2 separate regions of the Homo sapiens genome follow, and region 1 is linked to region 2. A link is a contact called in ENCODE Hi-C or POLR2A ChIA-PET data. All regions are on one chromosome and are shown on one strand. Each heading gives the region's core, a stretch centred on a gene start or an enhancer-like site at or near the end of the contact. The rest is flanking DNA. Distances are from core to core; before and after follow the strand shown. Region 1 overlaps IFT88 (intraflagellar transport 88). Region 2 holds the start of IL17D (interleukin 17D).

What was found. A loop is a pair of places that touch in the nucleus more often than their neighbours do. ChIA-PET counts read pairs that join two places held with the same protein, here RNA polymerase II (POLR2A). Pooled maps may share reads with other maps.
Region 1: a map of PC-3 shows a loop between it and region 2 (4-fold over the local background). The contact joins the enhancer-like site here to the promoter of IL17D in region 2. A Hi-C loop is called at or near these places in 2 of 168 maps with a recorded cell type or tissue (IMR-90 and PC-3) and 1 of 50 pooled maps. POLR2A ChIA-PET finds 5 or more read pairs at or near these places in 1 of 52 experiments (H1).

What each region holds. Positions count from the first base shown.
Region 1 is chr13:20,614,748-20,617,892 of GRCh38, forward strand. It overlaps IFT88 (intraflagellar transport 88), which reads left to right. Exons shown (of 26, transcript NM_006531.5): 14 at 1,046-1,132. Among named protein-coding and RNA genes, the nearest start is that of IFT88, 49 kb to the left of the region's middle. Within about 2 kb of position 1,489, at least 2 of the 41 ENCODE cell types and tissues checked have a DNase peak (open chromatin) inside an H3K27ac peak, as active enhancers do; they include PC-3, where a contact is called at or near this core.
Region 2 is chr13:20,702,325-20,705,286 of GRCh38, forward strand. It overlaps IL17D (interleukin 17D), which reads left to right and starts at 1,375. Exons shown (of 2, transcript NM_001385224.1): 1 at 1,375-1,967. The coding sequence starts at 1,678. RefSeq lists silencers at 757-836, 1,257-1,396, 1,687-2,196.

The sequences.
Region 1 (3,145 bases), core at 239-2,738, 87 kb before region 2:
CTCAAAATAAAGTTCAAAAGAAAGAATAACAAGATGAATGTTGAATGATTTGGAAAGATTATTTCTTTTCTTTTTTTTTTTTTTTTGAGACGGAGTCTCACTCTATCACCCAGGCTGGAGTGCAGTGGCCCGATCTCCGCTCACCGCAAGCTCCGCATCCCAGGTTCATGCCATTCTCCTGCCTCAGCCTCCTTAGTAGCTGGGACTACAGGCGCCTGCCGCCACACCTGGCTAATTTTTTGTATTTTTAGTAGAGACGGGGTTTCACCATGTTAGCCAGGATGGTCTCGATCTCCTGACCTTGTGATCCACCTGCCTTGGCCTCCCAAAGTGCTGGGATTACAGGCATGAGCCACTGCGCCCGTCCTGGAAAGATTATTTCTATATTAATACAGCATAGTATAAAGAACAAGTTATAGAATAGTATATACATTTTGAGTCCATTTTAAAAACCACTACTTATATATAAATTCAAGAAGAAATGACTAAGAGAACTTTTACCCACCACTATAAATTGGTATATCCACTTTGAAAAGCACTTGGAAATTTTCCAGTAACCTTGACGATAACACATTTTATATATGTACGTACGTGTACATATACATATACACACACGGATACAGATACACATATATGCACACAAAAGCAACAAATAGTAATTCAGTTTTACTCTTTACCACACACAATTTCTTCAGTGGTAATTTCACCCTTTACTTTCGTGTCTGCAGTGTAGGCTACGTAAGTTCCGCTGCAGGGCCTTGTGTTTCTCCAGTATCTCTTCAGTTTGTCAGAAGGCATCATAAAGCAGAAAAAGAAAAGAAATGAACACCGTTGACCCGGCAGGCAATCATGGCTTGCTAATTACGTTTCCTAGTCATGGTTTTAAACCTGAATCGTAAATAGATTTCTATGGTACCTGTCCATTGTTTAGTAGGCTTTTGTGGTATGTTAGTTTTGATAGATAATGTTTACACTTAAATTTTAGGAAATCCAAACTATTTTATACTGTATCTCTAAATACAACTTTTTGGTTTATTTGATATAGGAAAGCCATGGCAGAAAAATATATTATGACATCTGCAAAACTCATTGCTCCTGTAATTGAAACATCTTTTGCTGCAGGTTATGATTGGTAAGAGAGAAAGTCTATAATACTGCATAGATGTGGTTTTTTTCATAATTTATACTTTTAAATTTAAATTAATATTGTCATTAGAAAAGTGGATATGAATGTTGATTCATATTTATCAAGCAGATAATATTGTATGTTCAGATTAATATAGGCTATTATAAAAGTTATTAATAAGATACTTATTACTCATGTTATTTTGTAAATCAAGTAGTTATATAACACATTTCAGTCAACAATGGACCACATATATGACAGTGGTCTGGTAAGATAGGAAGCTGAAAAATTCCTATCACTAGTGACGTTGTAGCTGTCTCGAAATTGTAGCATGATGCATTATTCACTTGTTTGTGGTGATGCTGATATAAACAAACCTATGCTGCCAGTTGTATAAAAGTGTACAGTAATATCCTAGGCCTTCACATTCACTCAGAGTTTATTTTGTGACTCATCCAAAGCAACTTCCAGTCCTGGAAGCTCCATTCATGGTAAGCACCCTGCACAGGCATGACATTTTAAAAATCTTTTATACCATATTTTAATTGTACCTTTTCTATGTTTAGATAGATTTAGATATACAAATACTTACCATTGTGTTATATTTTCTTGTAGTATTCAATACAGTAACATGCTGTAGAGGTTTGTAGACTAGGAGCATTAGGCTATACCATATAGCCTAGGTGTGTTGTAGGCCATGCCATATAGGTTTGTGTAAGTACACCCTATGATATTTGCACAATGATGAAATTGCCTAATGACATAATTCTCAGAACATATCCCCATCATCAAGCGATGCCTTACTGTACAGTAAATACATAAACCAGTAACATAATTGTTTATTATCAAGTATTATGTACTGTACATAATTGTATGTGCTGTGCTTTCATAAGACTGACACAGTGCAGGTTTGTTTACACCAACATCACCACAAACACATGAGGTGTGATACAGCATTACAGCACCTAGGATGTCACTTGGCAATAGGAATTTTTTAGCACCATTATCTTATGGGACCACTGTTGTCTATGTGGTTGGTCCTGGACCAAAACTTTTTTTTGGTTTTTTTTTGTTGTTGTTGTTGTTTTGAGACAGAGTCTTGTTCTGCCTCCCAGGCTGGAGTGCAGTGGCGCAATCTCGGCTCACTGCAAGCTCCACCTCCTGGGTTCTCGCCATTCTCCTGCCTCAGCCTCCCAAGTAGCTGGGACTACAGGCGCCCGCCACCAAGCCCAGCTAATTTTTTTTTCAGTTTATGTAAAAATTTATTTGACCAAAATGTAGAAAAAGTGATACTATTACATATGATACAGTTGCAAGAATCTAAAGAAAAGTGTGGATTTTATTCCATTGCACAATTTGCTAGTGTGTTTCCTGGGTAGTGTGGTGCTGAATAAGTAGGAGTGGGTTGGTGGGGTGGGGTGGGTAAGGGATTCAGATAAGCCAGAAGCAGGGTGATTTTTAGTCGGAATTGTAAACTTTAGTTGGCCCCCACACGCTGCTGGGGAATGTGGAATGTTCCATCTCTGAGATGTTAACTGAGAAAAGAGAAGTCAAACAAAGCCGATACGTGCAGCCCTGTCTATAGAATCCTTCATTATCCAGTTTAATCAGGAGTTTCTTGGTCTTTTATTAACTTGGACCCAAAGAAGGAATTCAAGTCCTAGATAAGTAAATCTTCAATTTGCTATTCCCTGAAGGATGGAAATGAAGTTGGGCCAATTTTTCATCTCTGTTGCCAGAGAGGCCCTTTCTGCTAATACGTAAAAACTCTTTTGCTCAACTTAGTAATGACTTGTAGTCTTTTGGATATGGCTGACCTGAATTGGACTGAACTCCACCATATTCCTGCTGAGTGGGTCATTACTGGAATGAGACTTCAGAGAATGCAGACTGGAATGCTCTTCAGAGAACAACTTTATTTTTATTTTATTTTTTCTTGAGATTGAGTCTCACTCTGTCAACCAGGCTGGAGCGCAGTAGTGTGATCTCGGCTCACTGCAATCTCCACTTCCTGGGTTC
Region 2 (2,962 bases), core at 125-2,624:
CATAGGAAAGTGTTTTTCCTACAAAGCATAACTGAAATGTAGTTTAACTAATGGTTTACAATTCAGTCAAATACCAAAGCTGCAAACCATTTAGGGAGTCATCAATTACATATTTTGTACACTTTCAAAAAGCTTACAGCTGGGATGGGTTGTTTATTTTCAAAGCATGACTGCTTTAAAATGATCATATTCTTTAGCCTGCCACCTAGGAAGCATTAAGCATTTACTTGCAGAATGAACAAACGAGCACGTTGTCTTGTGTTATGAAGTATATAATATAGTTCGTTTTAGTTTCTTCATTCGCAGACTATCAGGCTCATTTCACGTGACTGCTTGCACTTAGAACTGAGTTATCACGGAGTAGGAACTCTCCAACATCGTCGTCATAGACCAAGAGATGCCCATGAACAGCCATGAAAGTGCCAGTCAGGGAAGTATTCAGTGCTTTGTTGTAGAGTTGTTGGATAGAGGCACAGGATCATTTCATGTTGTTGAGGAGAAAGGAGCAACAGCCTCCTCCCACCTTATTAAAAATAGAGATTTAAAAAAACCTCTAATTTCCTCGAAGTACAGAATCTCAAGAGGTAGCTCTAAGGAGAATCCCTCTGGGTTTGAGCGCATTCCTCTTCCAGGGGGCCTATTCTTGGACTGCTTTCCTTAATAGAGAAATCTCTCTGAGCCAAAATCGGCCTCCCCCAATTCCATCCTGTCGGCCCCACTTTTCTGCTTCGGAGACTTCCAAGCCAGTCCCCACTCCTCCTTCAGCCAGTCGGGCCCGCACCCGCGCCCGGCAGGGCCAGCCCTCTCCTCCTCCTGCGTGGCGCAGCACAGGCCCTGAGCGCGCGACCCCAGGCCCTGGGCGCCCCGCCGCATGCTCGCGGCTGGAAGCCCCAGTTTGCGTGGCCCTTCGGGTTATTCCGCTCAAGAGCCGCCGCGTCGCCCCATCTCGGCGCGAATCTGAAAGCGCTTTCGGGGGAGAAGATGTTGGGGGCACTGGTGAGTACACTGCACAAGTGACAAAATGTTTTCAGCTCCTGGAGGCGAAAGGTGCAGAGTCGCTCTGTGTCCGTGAGGCCGGGCGGCGACCTCGCTCAGTCGGCTTCTCGGTCCGAGTCCCCGGGTACGAGGAAAGACCACAGGGGGCTTCTCGCGGAAAAGCGGGCCGCGGACCCTGCGCGGGCTGGCTGGGGCGGGCGGATGACGAGGCGCAGGGGCAAGGGTGGGTCTGCGAGGCGGCGGGTCCGGGCGTCTTAGGCTCCGGGGCTCCCTCGCTGGCGGCGGAGCAGGGATGGCGCGCCCGGGGGTGAGGGTGCGGCGGGTCACAAGCACTCGCAGCCCGCGGCGCAGCAACCCGGCAGGCACACGCACACGTGCACGCGCGCCCCGCACCCGCCCCCCGTGCGGCCCCCGGCTCGGGGCGGCGGCGGCGGCGGGGGCCGGGGGCGCGCGGGCCGGCGCCGGGCTGGGCCCCGGGGACCCCGCGGGCGGCGGGCAGGCGGGGAGGGCGCTCTGGGGCCCGCCCGCGCGGCTCCCATCCTCCGGGCCGGCCTCTGGCTCCGCGGGGCGAGGGGAGGCGCCCGCCGGCTCCGGGCGCCGCGGGCGGGACACGGGCGCGGGGCGCAGGCGGGCTCCTCCGGCGCGTGCGGACGCTGAGCGTGGCCTGTCCCTCAGGTCTGGATGCTGGTAGCCGGCTTCCTGCTGGCGCTGCCGCCGAGCTGGGCCGCGGGCGCCCCGAGGGCGGGCAGGCGCCCCGCGCGGCCGCGGGGCTGCGCGGACCGGCCGGAGGAGCTACTGGAGCAGCTGTACGGGCGCCTGGCGGCCGGCGTGCTCAGTGCCTTCCACCACACGCTGCAGCTGGGGCCGCGTGAGCAGGCGCGCAACGCGAGCTGCCCGGCAGGGGGCAGGCCCGCCGACCGCCGCTTCCGGCCGCCCACCAACCTGCGCAGCGTGTCGCCCTGGGCCTACAGGTGAGCCGCGGGCGCGTCCTGGCGGGGCCCGGCAGGTGGGGAGGGCAGGGCTGGGCGGGGAGAGTGGGTGGGGCCGGGCCGAGGCCGGGCAGGCGGGGAGGGTGGGGCGGGGAAGGGGAGGTGGTTGGGGCGGGGCGACGCGGAGGGGGCGTGGCACGCGGGGCGAGGCGGAGCAGGTAGGGGTGGGGTGGTGCGGGGCGAGACAGGGTAGGGTACGGTAGGGTGGGGTGGGGTGCGAGGGGCGCTGCGATGAGGCGGGGTGGGGCGGGGCAGTTGGAGCACTGGGGGGCAATTCCTAAACTGCGAAGGCCCACCCCCACCACCTCCCTTGAAGGAGTCCTGCTTCCTCTCTTTACCCTCCAGTATTTCCTATGCAACACGTATCTCTTGAACACCTCATCTCCTCCAGGTTGGATGGGTCCGCAAGGCACTAGCTGGGGACCCTTCCGTGATGTGGACACAGTGATGTGGACCGTACTCTGCACAGGGGGCCCGGGGAGGTGCTGCTGGGGGGTGCGCGGTACTATCCACATATTTCCTGAGTGCCCCTGTGGTCCAGAGGCTGCTGGAGTGGAGCCCTGGGAAGCGCCCTCTGAGCCCCTCTAGTTTAATAGCCTAAGGAAGGAGTGGGGATAATTGGGAAAGAAACCACACCATCAGGCAGTGCATGAAGTGACATGAACAGTTTCGAGAGTATTTTGGTCTTGGAACAGAGGTCATTTCAGAAGAAAGGGACAGCCTGCAGAAGGGGAAGGCTGGAGAAGTTGGGGGCGTGTAGGCAGGGTGCCGCAGTGTCCTCAGCAGGCACCTGTGACCGTCTTCCCTCTAGCTGGAGCAGGAGGAGCTGCCCTAGGGGGCAAGGCCTCCCAGGGCCACAGAGGTCAAGAAAGGCTTCGTGAAAGAGCTGAGTCTTGATGGAGGAGAGCAAGTCGCCTACAAAGGCAGTGCTGAGGGAAGGGACAGCTGATAGCAAGCGGGAACAAAGCGCTTGGAAA